2 separate regions of the Homo sapiens genome follow, and region 2 is linked to region 1. A link is a loop called in an ENCODE intact Hi-C map of the cell type or tissue named here. Cell type or tissue: CD4-positive, alpha-beta T cell. All regions are shown on one strand.

Region 1 (8,000 bases):
TTTGAAAGGCCAAAGTGGAAGGATCTCTTGAGCCCAGGAGTTTGACACCAGCCTGGACAAAATAAGGAGACACCCACGTCCCCCCAACCCCCCACATATTAAAAATTGTTTTAAAAATATTAACTGAGTGTGTTGGTGCATGCCTGTGATCCCATCTACTTGGGAGGCTGAGGTGGAAGCATCATCTGAACCCGGGAGGTAGAAGCTACAGTGAGCTGTGATTATGCTACCTCACTCTAGCCTGGGCAACAAAGTGAGACCAGACCCTATCTCAAAAAAAAAAAAAAAAAAAAAAAAAAAAAAAAAAAAAAGCCTCGGGTTGTTGTTAATTTCATACTGGTATTTCAGGTGATAATGTTGTTAGACTGTCTGGAGGGTATTTTGGGCTGGATCTCACAAGTTTATACATTCTGGTGTGGACTCCAGCAATTTGGGTTAGCCTATACAGATATGATCAGGCTTTGAAAGTTTAAATGTGCCACCCACGTGCAAATGAGGCTGATTCATGGTATACTGTCAATTAGCCAGAGTGTTAAAGTGTTTTGATTAGCTTATTTTGCCAAGAAAACAAAAACATGTTTTAACATTTGGCTTCTATTTCATTAAGATTTTATTGCATTTATTTGTAATGAGAAACACTTGTCAAAAGCATGGGCTCTTCACATTGGCTCATCAGCACAATCTCCTGAGAAAATATAGATAATAAAGAATATTAGAAATGAAATCAGAATCAGGTTTATGAGTTAAAATCATAAGCCCCTTATGGGCTTTTTTTTTATCTAGAATTTGTATGTATTTTAGCACCTATATAGCTTATGAAGCCCATTTGTAATTAATATTTCATTTAATCCCAACAAATTCTTATGAAGTAAGTTATTTTACTTGGATTAGAGAAAACTGAGTCACAGAATCTAGGTGATTGTTCAAGGTCACTGAGACATTCACTGGAAGATAACTTTTTTTTTTTTTTTGGCACAGGGTCTCACTCTGTCACTCAGGCTGGACTGCAGTGGCATGATCACAGTTCACTGTGGCCTCAACCTCCCAGGCTCAAGTGATATTCCTGCCTCAGCCTCCCCAGTAGCTGGGACCACAAGTGTGTGCCATGATGTCTGGCTAATTTTTTTTATTTTTTGAAGAGACAGAGTCTCATCATGTTACCCAGGCTGGTCTCAAACTCCTGGGCTTCCCATCTCTGCCTCCCAAAGTGCTGGGATTGCAGGCATGAGCCACTGACCTGGCCCTAGAACATAACTTAAAATAAATGTGTATGTGTGTGTTTCAGTGTCTCTGTGTGTGTATAGTGTAGGTCAAACAATAATAAATAATTAAATAACAGTACCTCAGCCTATATTTTTTTGAAGGGGAGTGGTTCAGAGGAATCACCAATATAGTTATGGAATATTAGCAAAAGCCCTAATACAAATGATAATCAGAACCCCACAAGCTCAGTCTAAAATAGATATCAGAGTAGAATACAGAAGGGATTCAGTAAGCAATATAGAGCTAGGTCCATGAAAAGGCTCAGATTGAACTACTGCATGAAATTTTACATTCATGGAAACTCTTTAGGGTAAATACCTAAAATAGTAAGACTAAATATTGGTTAAAGCCAAGATCCTTTACCCAGCCTAAGTAAATGAAATGGAGAACACAAAATGAATTGGTACAATCTATGTTCCTCTGCTTTTTTTTTTGTTGTTGTTGTTGTTTGTTTGTTTGTTTGTTGTTGTTGAGACAGAGTCTCTGTTGCCCAGGCTGGAGTGTAGTGGCATGATCTTGGCTCACTGCAACCTCCACCCCCTCGGGGTTCAAGCAATTCTCCTGCCTCAGCCTCCCAAGTAGCTGGGACTATAGGCATGTGCTACTATGCCCGGCTAATTTTTGTATTTTTTGGTAGAGACGGGGTTTCATCATGTTGACTGGGCTGGTCTCGAACTCTCAACCTCAGGTGATCCACTTCCCTCGGCCTCCCAAAGTACTGGGATTACAGGCATGAGCCACCACACTCAGCTCTACCAACTTTTTATCAAGTGTTTTTGAGTGAACTATCTTATTGAATCTTCATAGTGATTTTTGGAGAAAGTTAATATTATTATCTTCATTCTTTTTTTTTTTTTTTGAGCGCAGTCTGGCTCTTTCGCCCAGCCTGGAGTGCAGTGATGCGATCTCGGCTCACTGCAAGCTTTGCCTCCCGGGTTCACACCATTCTCCTGCCTCAGCCTCCCGAGTAGCTGGGACTACAGGCGCCTACCACCATGCCCAGCTAATTTTTTTGTATTTTTAGTAGAGACGGGGTTTCACCATGTTAGCCAAGATGGTCTTGATCTCCTGACCTCGTGATCCGCCCGCCTCAGCCTCCCAAAGTGCTGGGATTACAGGCGTGAGCCACCGCGCCCGGCTTCTTCATTCTATTTTTGAGAAAATTGAGACTCATATAGCTCAAAATGCATTGCCAAAGATCACTCAGCCAGTAAGTAGAATGGGACTAAAATCCAAATGTTTTGGTTTGAAACTTCATGTTCTTTGTAGTGCACTATACAGCTATGCCTTATCTGTTCCTCTTTTTTAAAAAAGTATTTGTTATAGTTGACACATGATATCGTACACATTTATTGGGTACATAGTGCTATTTCAATACACACAATGTACAGTGATCAAATCAGAGTAATTCATATATTCCTCACCTTAAATATTTATCCTTTCTTTGTGTTGGGAACATTCAAACGCCCCTCTTCTAGCTATTTTAAAATATATAGTAAATTATTATTGACTACAGTCACCCTACAGTGCAATGGAACACTAGGACTTATTCCTCCTATCTAGCTGTAATTTGTGTCCTTTAACCACCCCCTACCCTTCCCAGCCTCTAGTGATTACTATTTTATTCTCTAGCTCCATGAGATCAACTTTTTTAGCTTCTGCATATGAGCGAGAACATTTGGTATTTATCTTCCTGTTCCTGGCTTGTTTCACTAACATAATGTCCTTCAGGTTCATCCACCTTGCTGCAAATGACAAGGTTTCATTCTTTATGTGAATTTAAGGGTTATTTTCCTTAAGCTAGAATAAAGTATTGCCTTATATACACAATGGAGAAGGGATTTATTTGTACAGATTATTTATTGATTATTTCTTTAAGGGATTTATTTGTAAAGACCAAATATGTTTGGATTTTCAGATTGTCTAGCAATATTATCCTCCTGGATAACCCTGATACCAATCAATTAACCGTCTTCTAACTCTCCTCCTTCCCTCCCTTACCTTTTCTACACCTATTACCTAAGCATTTGAGGTACGCCAAAGGAAATAAAAAAGTACTCCTCCAGGAAGCAGAGTACAGACAAAAGAGGTAATGAATACTGTAATGATCTAAGTGCTATATATTCCTATGTGCAAACTGCTATGGAACTGTCACGTACTAGATGCTATGAAGTTAATAAAAGAATTGAGTAAAGGTCCCTGTCTTTGATAACTTATATTCTATTTGGAGAAACATGGGGGGTAAATCTTGGCTAATAACTAGCAAATATAACATGTTAGGCCAAGGAGTAGAGATAATTAAGAGAACTAGTCGAGAAGGCATTGGCTATTAAAAAATGGACAGGATTTATGCAAACTCTCATGAAAGGTGGGACTTCATGATCCTACAGTCAATCTAGCTGTTCTGGGCTTTGAACCCCAGCGACCCCATCCAGAAGAAACCAGGAGAAGCACAAACTGGCGCTAGGTTCGCTACCATCCACCTGACCCTTGAGCCCGGGGAAACCCACGGGTGCAGCAAGCCGGGAAAGCTGCAGACGAGGCAGGCGGAAGAGGCGGGACTTCGCGGGTGACGTCATCGGGGCGCCGGAGGCCCGGGGCGCCTGGGAATTTGAAGCAAACAGGCAGCGCGCGACAATGGCGGTCGCTCGTGCAGCTTTGGGGCCATTGGTGACGGGTCTGTACGACGTGCAGGCTTTCAAGTTTGGGGACTTCGTGCTGAAGAGCGGGCTTTCCTCCCCCATCTACATCGATCTGCGGGGCATCGTGTCTCGACCGCGTCTTCTGAGTCAGGTGCTGGCCTAGGAAGGGAAAGGACAGGGCTTGGTGGCGGGAAGGAGGACAAGGAAATGGAAGAGGGTGACAGGAGTTGGGCCGTGAGTGAGAGCAAAAGAGCCAAGCAGGCAGACCGACCCTACTCTTGGTTTGGGGAGTAAGCATGAGAAGCACAGAGGCCAGGGGTTGGGCTCCTCGAGAGTCGTCTGTTCTTTCACCCACACGCTTAGACACGTGTTTTGCAAAAGTCGGGAAACCCAGTTTGGAACGCTTTCTGGCACTGAAGCACACTTGAATGAATTCTGTATATTTAACTCTTTAAGAAAATTAGACTTGCGGCCGGGCGTGGTGCCTCATGAGAGTAATACCAGCACTTTGGGATGCCTAAGTGGGCAGATCACCTGAGCCCCAGGAGTTCGAGACCAGCCTGGGCAACATGACGAGACCCCGTCTCTACAAAAAATTAGCTGGGTGTGGTGGCGCACGCCTGGGACGCTGAGGTGGGAGGATCACCTGAGCCTGGGAGGTCAAGGCTGCAATGAGCTGTCATTGCGCCACTGCACTCCAGCCTGGGCGACAAGTGAGACCCTGCCCTCAAAAAACAAACAAATAGACCGGGAAAACGTGGGTAGGCAGAGAATTCAGTAGCTGGGAAATTACTGGTGAGAAAAGGAAAATAGAACAACCAGAACTCTGTGATGTATACAAAATTTATCAGAGCCCAGAGAGACTTCAACCATACTCCCCTATGCAGCCCCGGGACAATTATTTAAAGGAATTTTGTCCCTGACTAGCTGCCTCTCCCATTATCTTAATGTACCTGGAATGTGTGATACAAAGAACAATGTATAGCTAATCAATCGCTTGTGTTATTATTTTATTTATTTATTTTTTAGATGGGATCTCTCTTACGTCACCCAGGCTGGAGTGCAGCTCTGTGATCATAGCTCACTGCAGCCTGGAACTCCTGGGCTTAAGAGATCTTCTTGCCTCGGGTGAGCACAGGGGCTCATGCCTGTAGTCCCAACTTTGGGAGGCTTTCTTTGGGAGGCTGAGGCGGGTGGATCACTTAAGGTCTGGAGTTCGAGACCAGCCTGGCCAACATGGTGAAACCCTGTCTCTACTGAAAATGCAAAAATTAGCTGGGCATGGTGGTGCACACCTGTAATCCCAGCTACTCAGGAGGCTGAGGCAGAAGAATCAGGAGGTTGCAGTTAGCCGAAATTGAGCCACTGCACTCCAGCCTGGGCAACAGAGGGAGACTGTCTCAGAAAAAAAAAAAAAAAAGAGATCCTCTTACCTCAACCTCTGAGTAGCTGGAACTACAGGCATGTGCCATCATGCCCACCAAATTAAAAATTTTTTTTTTTTGTAGAGAGGAGGTCTCACCATACTGCCCAGGCTCGTCTCAAACTCCTGGCCTCAAAAGATCCTCTTGCCTTGGCGGCTTCCCAAGTAGCTGGGACTACAAATGCCTGGTGCCACCCCCGGGCTACCTCCTGTTATTTCAATGCAAATTCTTGGTGAATATAGGAACTGCCCCTTCTTTTGCTTTAAAAATCCACTTGTAACTACTGTAATCGAAGCCTATAGTCAGGGCAACTACTCATATTAATTTTGCCTCAGCCTCTTCCTGTTAGGTCCACACTTGGAAGGGCTGTTTGGAAAGGGGAGTTGAATTTTGCACTGTGCGGCCAGAAGCAATAATTAAGACTAGAAGGTGGACATATTGGGAAAGCAGGTTTTTAGTCAATATAAGGAAAATTTTTGTACAAATTAGAGGTTTCTAATACAGTGCTTCTCAACTTTGAGTATATATGAATTACCTGGGAATTTTGTTAAAATGCAGAATCCATTTCTGTAGCTCTGAGACTAGACCTGAGGTTGTGCATTTCTAACAAAGTGCCAGCTGAAACTGCAGACCACACTGAGTAGAGGGCCGTAAATATGCTTTCCAATACAGTTTGCTACTAGCCACGTGTTACTATTGAGCATTATGAATTTTTAAGTTTAAATAGTCATATATGGCCAGTGGCTATCATATTGGACTGCAAAGATAGAGAACATTTCCATCATTGCAGAAAGTTCTATCAAGAAGACATATAAGTTTCCTCAGCCCACTTAAGGGTTTATGTTCACTAGGGACCACTTTGTGTGGTTATTGTAAAAAGTATTGAAGATAGGTTGGACTATTAAGGTTGCGGTACTTTGGACCATTAACTTCTCACCATCCAGAATCTTGCTATGGTGTATCTTAGCAATGTGGAGAATTACTAAGGATTTTCTAGGGAAAAATTGATTTATTTTAATAAGCCAGCTGATAAATGACAGAAAAAGTTTTTTGATAACTAGATCATGGTGTGTGTGTGTGTGTGTGTGTGTGTGTGTATTTTGGTGATTAACTGGGGAGGAGTTCAAAACATGGAGAGACTTGGGTATAACAAAACTTCTTTTCACATCTTATGCGAATAGAATTTCTCAGTATTTACACCCCAAAAAGCAATATAATTTATGCTAAACTCTAACTTCCCTTAATAAGTGATAATAAGTGATATTTGACTATAGTACTATATACACATTAGTGTACATAAAGTAATTGGAGAGGAAAGGTAGCATTAACTCACTAAAAATGCATTTTCCAAATCTGTTTTTATCTCTCTGTCAAAATTTGCAAATCATGTTTGAATTAATCATATGCTTGTTATAATTTAATGATATACAGAAGAATTCTCTTCTTTAAAAAGTACAATTTCCATTTTCTTTTCCTCAAGAGAATAGTTTCTCTTCAGTCCTTAAGGATTCAGCTCCTTACATGGGCTTTGGTGAGGGTCATGAGGCAGCACCCACAGGTTTAAATCAGATTGGGGTATTTGGTCCTTGTGGGATTCACAAGATGGATTACTGACTGCCTTGCTGTGAATGGCACAACTCACACCTTAATGTAGCTTCGCATACAGCTTGGGAAGAACATAGGAGGCAAAGTTGCTCACTGCAGTAATGTCCCTGACTGCTGCGGCCTCTACTATGTTTTGCACGACGAGCTTCTTAATGGTCTTTTCCTTGGGCATGCATCGGACATAGTATGTGCCACTACTGGCCACAGCCCTTTTTGGCACGATCATTGTTCCTTTCTTTTCTTTGTCATCTTGGAAGTAAGGACCTGAGAGAGCTACAGAAGAATTCTTGACATCTAGAGACTTATGGTCATGGGAAATTTTTTTTTAATTACCATTTTAAATTTCAGTTTACATACATATAGACAAGTATGACAGAGGGATCAGTAAAAGCTTTTCAAGTATAATCATATATTACTTTAGAATAAAATTCTGTGGACACAGTGGAGTGAAAATATGAGTTGGAAAAAGATGTAAAAAATTTTAAACTTTTCATAGTCCAGCAATTTCACGTTTTGTTTTTTTAAATGGAGATGGTGGATATCCAGTCACTAGCATTTGTATTCCAAGTTTATTCCTTAAAAAGAGTGATAAAACAGTTCTAAGATAATATGTTAATATTTTTAGTACTAGAAATTACATTCTCTGCAACTTAAAATAGTCATAGTTTTTTTTTGTTTGTTTTTTTACTCTTTAGAAGTACTGGTGTAAACCTATGATCTAGTTCACAAAGCAACTCAGTGACTGTTTGCTTTTTTAAAAAAAAAATGAGGTGGTCTTGGGTGGGAATATGTATCCTAACATTAAAATATGATGATTTATGTGGAAAAGGAGATTATAAAATAGCAATTCACACAATAGTCTGTATTTATGAAACTTCCTAATTGAAGGCTTCTTTCAGGATATATAACTAAAAGATGATAGGTTTAGATACTCAGCCTAATGGGTTACTGAGGAAACCAGGAAGTCGGGATCGTCCTTAGTCTTTGGGGTCAACATCATGAGCTTCCCCAGCACATCTCAGGTTGCCTTCAGAACAGATTCTGAGTCTGGTTGAATAGATTCATT
Region 2 (8,000 bases), 1.2 Mb after region 1:
TTCCTTGTAGATGCATCGCTCCAATCTCTCCTCCCTCATCACATGGCTGCCATCTCCCTCTGTCTCTGTCTTCACCTGACATTCTCCTCTCTTATTTTATTTTTTTGAGATGGAGTTTCCCTCTGTCACCCAGGCTGAAGTGCAGTGGCACAATCTTGGCTCACTGCAACCTCCGCCTCCTAGGTTCTGGCGATTCTCTCACCTCAGCCTCCTGAGTAGCTGAGATTACAGGCGCCCGCCACCACGCAGTGCTAATTTTGTGTTGTTAGTAGAGATGGAGTTTCACCATGTTGGCCAGGCTGGTCTCGAACTCCTGACCTCAAGTGATCCGCCCACCTCACCCTCCCAAAATGTGCTGAGATTACAGGCATGAGCCACCATGCCCAGCCCTCATTCTTTCCTTTTACAAGGACACCAGTCATTGCATCTGCCTCCTTACCAGCAGCCCCCAATCCAGTATGACTCATCATTACTTGATTATATCTACAAATACCCTATTTCCAAATAAGGTCACATTCCTGGCTACGGAGGATTAAGATTTCCAATTTTTTCCCTGACTCAATTGTTTTTGAGTCAGGGCCTCACCCTATCCCCCAGGCTGGAGTACAGTTATGTCATTATAGCTCACTGCAGCCTCAAACTCCTGGGCTCAAGGGATCCCCTGACCTCAGCCTTCCAAGTGGCTGAGACTACAGGAGCACACCACCATGCCCAACTATTTTTTTTTTTTTGTACAGATTAGGTCTCACTCTGTTGACCAGGCTGCTCTCCTGACCTCAAGTGATCCTCTTGCTTTGGCCTCCCAAAGCACTGAGATTATAGGCGTTATCCCGTGCCTGGCCCTCTTTCTACACCTCAATCATTGTATCATTAGCCTGAGCTGCCCATAGTCCTTATTCTGCCCATCCCTGACCGATCTCCTCCTTTAACATAACTTCCATCTCAATATCATGGGGCCTGCTGGGCACTGCAAACAGCCTAAGGAAAGCAGAAACTTTACTTAACCTTAAATTCTATTACAAAGTCCACATTGAACGTAATTTATATTTGAACTATAAAATTTTCTGTAAGTTGAAACATGACCTATAAAGGTCCCTACACCCTGAAGCAACGTTTTAGAAAGAAATCAATTGGTCCTTTTCTGCAGAAACCATTAACCATAGGAGAGATAAAGGAAAAACTTCAATGTACTGACTGAACTTCCATGCCCATAGCTTAATTTCTAAAAGGCAACCATTCCATACTGTTAAACTGCCTTAGGTTGTTATTACTGTTATTAAAGAGACCCTCAAAGCCAGAAGTTGAATCTTGACTGTAGTTCTTGCACGTATACGCACACTCTTGCAACTGAAACCATTCAGATTGTCCTAATGCTCTTCCCCATAGTAACACCACCTGGAATTTTACGTTTGGTTTTAAGCATCAGTCCTAATCTTCACTTGCACCTGAACACACTGCACCTGTGAGAGCCACGTGACATTAAAAAAAATCCCTTCAGTGAGGCCGGGCATGGTGGCTCACGCCTGTAATCCCAGCCCTTTGGGAGGCCAAGGCAGATGGATCATGAGGTCAAGAGATTGAGACACTCCTGGCCAACATGGTGAAACCCTGTCTCTACTAAAAAATACAAAAATTAGCTGGGCGTGGTGACGCGTGGCTGTAGTCCCAGCTACTCGGGAGGTTGAGGCAGGAGAATCGCTTGAGCCTGGGAGGCAGAAGTTGCAGGAGCCGAGATCATGCCACTGCACTCCAGCCTGGCAACAGAGGGAGACTCTCTGAAACAAAAAAATCCCTTCAGTGCCTTGATCCTTCCAGATTCAGATCCAAGATAGATGACATTTGGCCCTCATCCGAGCCCGCACACCAAAATAAAGATTTCTTCTGGCCGGGCGTGGTGGTTCATGCCTGTAATCCCAGCACTTTGGGAGGCAGAGGCGGGCGGATCACCTGAGGTCAGGTATTTGAGACCAGCCTGGCCAACGTGTTCAAACCCTGTCTCCACTAAAAATACAAACATGGCCCGGCATGGTGGCTCACGCCTGTAATCCCACTACTTGGGAGGCTGAGGCAGGAGAATCGCTTGAACCCGGGAGGTGGAGGTTGCAGTGAGCCGAGATTGCGCCATTGCACTCCAGCCTGGGCAACAAGAGAGTGAAACTCTGTCTCAAAAAAAAAAAAAAAAAAAAAAAAAAAAGAAGAAAAGATTTCTTCTGTGTGCATGGCTCAGCTCTGTGGTCCGCTAGGGTCCTTCCTCAATCCGCTTCCAATCTATGGAATCAGGAAAGACTGAACCAACCTAGATTTATTAATATTTTAGTATAACATAATACAGTGTTACTTATTATAGCATTGACCGTATATGCCCTTTTGCTCCTTGGAGGAAAGGCAATTAATAGCTATTATGTGAGTTAATAAAATAAGCCCAGGATTTATGAGTGTAACTAACCTGTTCCCATTGGTTTTCCTTGTCTCCTGCGGGCAGAGAGCTGATCAAAACAGCAAAAGCAAAGCAGTGCCCCTGGCCCAGTTCTGAGGCCAACCTTCCTTAACCACCCAGACCCATCCCCGGTTAGGACTTGCTGTGGATTCTCAGGTGACTCCATCTGAGGATACAGGGACTGAGAGGGTGTATGCAATATCTCAGACCCAGAAACTGTTGATTCTGTCTAAAAACACAGCAATAACCACATCCCACCCTCTTGATTTAGATGAAAGTGTTTGGCGGAATAAAAGATGAACCTTTTTTTTTCTTTGTCAGATCTTGCGCTCATTTGGTTCTGGTGGGGAACAACAGCTGTGAGAGAACAAGTGTATTCAATTAGAATTAATTCCCCCTCTTATTCTCACGGCTGAGCAGGGCTCAAGTGCCTCTCATCTGAAAGAGGTAATAAGATTTAATCTGTCTCCTCATCTACCTTCTGCAAGTATACTTAACAAATTAGCTCTCGGGACTCTTCCAAATGGAGTTTTATGAGGGATTTGCTAAGGTAAACGTTTTAGACTTTGAACACAATTCAGATTTCAGGGGCAGTACTGAAATCTGAACCGTGTCGCTAACTGCCCTGCCTTTCAACTCAAGACACAATAACTTTGAACTAAAATAATTATATTTTTGTTGTTTTCCACTCTGTCCCCACGTCTATATCACCACCACCCCCAATCCCGCCCCCCAGGAGCTAACTCCTCCTTCCTGTCCCTGCAAGATCAAAACTCCTCCTGGAAGCCCTGCTAGCTCTGTCTGCTCGCCTTCGTGGCAGATATTGCTATTGTACTTTCATGCTCATTTGTGTGGTAAGTACTTCAATGTCCACTTCTTCCACGAGCCCCTGAGCCCCTGGAGGGCCTGGACCACACCTAGTTTTTCTCACTGTTACACCTCCCTTGCCAGACACATGGTAGGCGCTTAATAAGTATTTGGTGAACGGATGGCTTGTTTGGTGACAGTCCAAAGGCTGGGGGACAGACAGAAAGCTCCCTCCTATCGGGCCCCAGACGGGTGGCGCTGATGGAGAGGAGGCTAGGATAACGCCTCCAGGACCGAAGCGCGCACCCGTAAGGCCCCTGCCAAAAAGACCTTCCTGAAGGCGGAGGAACTGCGAGTGCCTACGTTGGCCCAAGGCCTGACACTACGATCCCGGGGACCCTCGCCCTAACCGGCCCCACCTCCCGGGCCCCAAACCTGGACTCGGCCCCGCCCGAAGCTCCGGATCCTGGGGCCCGCCGCTGGCCCCGCGTCGGCAGACCGTGGGCTCGCTCCTGGGCCTGCCTCAAACCCTCCGCAGGTAACGCCTCCCGAACTTGAGCCACACTCCAATCCCCTCCTCAAACCCCTCCCCGTTTCTCACACCCTGGACCCCTCGCTCCGTCTCGGCCCCGCCCCAAGCCCAGCTCCCTCTCGGCCCCTGAGCCCAGCCCCGATCCGCCTCCCAGTCCCTTGGTCCCTGCCAACACCGGACCCTCCCTAAGCTCCGCCTCCCAGGGCCCGCCTCCTGAGCGCAGCCCGCAGCCTAGACTCGGCCCCGCCTCCCGGACCCTGGGCCCCTCCCCACGTCGGCCTGTCCTAAGATCCGCCTCCCAGAGTTCGAGCAGTGCCTGGCAACGTGCTACGACATAGTCAACGCCCCGCCCTGGCCCCGCCTCCTGAGCCCTTCTCTGGGTCTGGCCTTAGCCCCGCCCTAAGACCTGTCTCCTGGGCTCTGCTCCGACTCTCGCCTCCTGAACCCAATCATCGTTTACCCCCACCCTAACGCCCGCCTCCAGGACTCTTATCCTGCCCCCACGCAAGGCCCCGCCTCCAGGACGCCTCCAACCTGGACGCTTCCGAAGCCCCGCTTCCAGGATCGCCCTGTCCTGGCCCCGCCCCAGGACCCGCCAACCTGAACTCTCCCCAGGACCTGCCCCAACGACGCTTATCCTGGCCCTACCCCAGGCCTCGCCCTCATGACGCTCATCCTGGCCCCACCCCAAGCCCCCGCCTCATAACGCTCATCCTGGCCCCGCCCTAGAGCCGCCCCCACGACTCTCCTCCTGACCCTACCCGCAGGCCCCGCCCCCTCTCTGCCCCCGCGCACTGCCCTGGGCCCGCCCCGTCTTCAGTCCAGGCCCGGCTTCCGCACGGTCTCCCGGCAACACTGCGGCCCCGCCCACGTCATGGCGCCCGAGGAGAACGCTGGGACCTAACTCTTGCTGCAGAGTTTGCAGCGCCGCTTTCTGGCGGCGCGCGCGCTGCGCTCCTTCCCCTGGCAGGTGGGCGGCGGGGCGAGCGGAGAGGCCCGCAGGGCTCGCGGGAGTCCAGGGGCAGACGGGATGGGTCTCCGTGCAGAAGCCCCCGACACGCCCGCCACGTGAGTGCCTGGGCTCCCGCCAGTCAGGTCCGCGCGACCCGGTCCCCATCCCTGGGGCCTGGCCAGAGTCGCTCACACCCTTCCTGCCCCGCGGGCTGGCGGCATAAGCTGGGGGCCTCTCCACCGTCTTAGGGGGCAGAGGCGCACTCGTTGTGGGATACAGTTCACGATCATTTTCACGACTTTTTAAAGGCAGTAATCGTTCTGGTCACTGGGACACAGCTGCCCTCGCCCATTCTAAAAAGTCAGCGCCCTCAGGACCGCGGGTAACCACGTCCTCCTGAGCGCGGTGACCAGGTCACAGGCTGTCCCCTCGTGCCTCAGTGTTCTCATCTGTATGTTGAGAACTGCACAGAATCGGCTCATGCTCTGAGGCTCTCACACCTGTGATGGAAGAGACAGAGAAGGGGGTGGCCTCTCGTCTCCCTGGGGACCTACCATTCTCAGCACAGGCACATGGCAGGCAGCAGCCTCCCTTCTGCCAGTAGAGGGGCTTAATGCACCCGGCCCCATTTGTAATTCATGTGCAGTGAGCTCACTGGGATGAGTCAGTTTGGATATATATTCCTCCCTGGAATTTTATGGGGTGTTGCTTAATCATTTGCGTTATTCCATTGATATGAAATATTTAGCACTCAGAGATCATTTCTGGTCAGGAGAAATTTGTGCATTTTTAACCCAAAATAGAAACCTTCATAAAAGCATCATAGGTCTCCATTCAATATTGGCTATAATTGTTCACATGCCCACGCTGAATGCTAACTTGGGCTCACCCTCAACACCCATGAGGTGGGTACTATTATTATCACTCACATTTGACCAGAGGGATTGTTTGATTAGGGTGCAGTAGTTGAGAGTTCAGACCCAGGAGACAGCCTGCCTGCTTCAAATCCTGTCCCAACCCCTGGCCCTGTGTGACCTTGGGCAAGTGACTACATCTCTCTGTGCTGTTGTTTTCTTATTAATAAAATGGGGGATATAATGATACCTACCTCTTAGGGTTGTTGTCAGGGTTGAGTACAAAAGCCTGTGGATCAGTGCCTGGCTCATGGTAAATGCATGTCGGTGTTAGCTAGTGTTTTTATTCAGTCTCAAAATGTTTAATAAATGCCTTCCGTGAGCCAGGCACCATGGATCAGCAGTACCCATGACAGATGAGGCTCTGCTTGCATGGGAGAGCCAGAGAATAAACAAATAAATAAATAAACAAGAAAAGACCAGATGAGAGTGGCTTTAAAGCCAATAAAACAGGGAAATGGTGAATGGAGCAACTGGGGAGAAAAGTCACCAAAGTCGGGGAATCAGGGAAGCCTTCCCCAAAGAGGTGGCTTTTGAACTGGGGCCTGAGTGGTGAAGCAGCCAGCCATGGGAAGGGCTTGGGGAACAGGATATGCAAAGGCCCTGTGGTGGAAACAAGCCAGCTGTGGTTGAGGAACAACAGCAAGGCAGCCAGTGTGGCTGGAGTGGAGTGAGCAGTGTGGGCCAGGGGTGAGGGAGAACAGGCCAGAGAGAGGGATTAGGACCAGGTCTTGTAAGGCCTTTTACAGCATGGAAGGAGCTCTGAAGCAATGAAGTGCCTTGCCCTGTGTCACATACCAGCTGAGACAGTCTGCCTAACTCGGGAGCCAAAGTTTGCTGCTGGGCTTGAGGCCCCTGTGAGAGGACAATGTAACCCAGGCTGGTATGGGCACATTCTGCATTTCCACTTAAACTCAGATGGCAAGCCCATCAAACCTTGGTGCCATGGCTGCCCTGTTAATTCCTGGCTGACCAGTGCAACCAGGGAGCTGGCCCATGACCCAGGTGGCCGCTAAGTAGCCAGGACTAATGTGGCCAAGAGTCAGTCTTCTAGCCTTCTTCCTGTGACTCATCCAGGTGCACCCTGTGACATCTGAAGGTCAGGCTTTCAGCTGCTGTGGCTTCCACTTCCAACTGGCTCCACGTCCCCAGGGAGAGATCACACAGCGCTTTGCCAACACATTCTATTGCGTGTTTAATGTTCCTGTGAATGCGCCCTTGAGATTTCTCTCTCTCCCGTCCACACAGAGCTTAGAAGCAAAATTAACAGACTCATCAGATTCTGAGCTTCTGCGGGATATTTTGCAGAAGGTAAGAATCCCAGAGTCCCTGGGACTCATGACCCTGTCTCCTGAATCTCTCCGGAAGACCTGAGAGAAGAACCACAGGTGTGCTTGTACCCTTTAAAAACACCCCTGTTCAAAGAACATTGAACATTGAGTCAGCACTGCAGGTGGGTGTTGGCACCTCTGACAGCTCCAGCTCTTTCATTTTCTATCTAAGACTTAGACAAAGACATCAGAATATACAAAAATCTGCATGAGAGGGGGAAATCTAAGGAAAGTTTTTTAAACCATCCACAGCAAAAACAGAGATGACAGGTGCAAAACAGCTTCTAGCATTTGGTAGATGCTCAGAGACTTTCTTTTTTGCATTCATGAGGCCTGTCCTGCCCACTCCTGTCTCTTCTAGACCTAAATGGGCCCTTACTTTGCCCAGGGTGGGGTTTGGACTCAAGAGCATCTGCATGCAGGTGAGAGGCAGGATCACCACCAGGCCCAGCCACAGCCTGACCTTGGCCTTGAGGGCCAAGTGCAGATCACCCTGCATCCTGGGTCTTCACCTGTGAAGGGCCATGAGCCCTTCTGAAAAGACAAAGCAGTAGACTCCGTCCCAGAAAGAAGTGCACCAGAAGAATACATTTTCCATACAAACTCTGGAGGCAGACATTCTCCACCCCCACCCAACCAGCCCATCCTAGGAGCCCCAGTGAAGAATTCCTGTGCTAGAGGTGAACCAAGATTATCCATGTGGAAAAGATGCAGCCACAGCAGGGAAGACTTTCGGGGCAATACAGTAGGTCAGGGCTTCGAGCATGGAGATACCTGAAGTTATCTCGCACCCTGCTCTGAGTTGCACCCTTAGCCTCACTCTTGTAGGTGGTGAAGCATGAAATGTAGGGATAGCTGCTTTCAAACCCAGCACAAGGCTGGGTGCACTGGCTCACACCTGTAATCCCAGGACTTTGGGAAGCTGAGGTGGACGGATCACCTGAGGTCAGGACTTCAAGACCGGCCTAGCCAACATGGCAAAAACCCATCTCTACTAAAAATACAAAAATTAGCTGGGCGTGGTGGT

What was found. A loop is a pair of places that touch in the nucleus more often than their neighbours do. Peaks named below come from ENCODE experiments on the same cell type or tissue, not always from the same donor. Only the 100,000 strongest peaks of a DNase experiment are listed, where the experiment ranks them.
Region 2: a loop joins it to region 1, with 9 times the contacts of the local background. A loop is called at or near these places in 3 of 110 quality-filtered maps.

What each region holds. Positions count from the first base shown.
Region 1 is chr3:124,726,572-124,734,571 of GRCh38, forward strand. It overlaps UMPS (uridine monophosphate synthetase), which reads left to right and starts at 3,881. Exons shown (of 6, transcript NM_000373.4): 1 at 3,881-4,056. The coding sequence starts at 3,901. MIR544B (microRNA 544b) reads left to right here and starts at 5,868; the gene lies at 5,868-5,945. It also overlaps the pseudogene RPS26P22. RefSeq lists enhancers at 3,539-4,138, 3,551-3,960. In CD4-positive, alpha-beta T cell, no CTCF peak of the experiment used is centred here; a DNase peak (open chromatin) is centred at 3,830; H3K4me3 peaks cover 1,646 bases; H3K27ac peaks cover 1,009 bases; H3K27me3 peaks cover 594 bases.
Region 2 is chr3:125,911,974-125,919,973 of GRCh38, forward strand. LOC102723696 (a long non-coding RNA gene) reads right to left here and starts at 3,673. Exons shown (of 5, transcript XR_007096049.1): 1 at 2,447-3,673. It also overlaps the pseudogene FAM86JP. RefSeq lists silencers at 3,822-3,871, 3,892-4,161, 4,722-4,921 and an enhancer at 4,372-4,962. In CD4-positive, alpha-beta T cell, no CTCF peak of the experiment used is centred here; DNase peaks (open chromatin) are centred at 3,676, 4,148, 4,578 and 5,248; H3K4me3 peaks cover 2,163 bases; H3K27ac peaks cover 1,962 bases.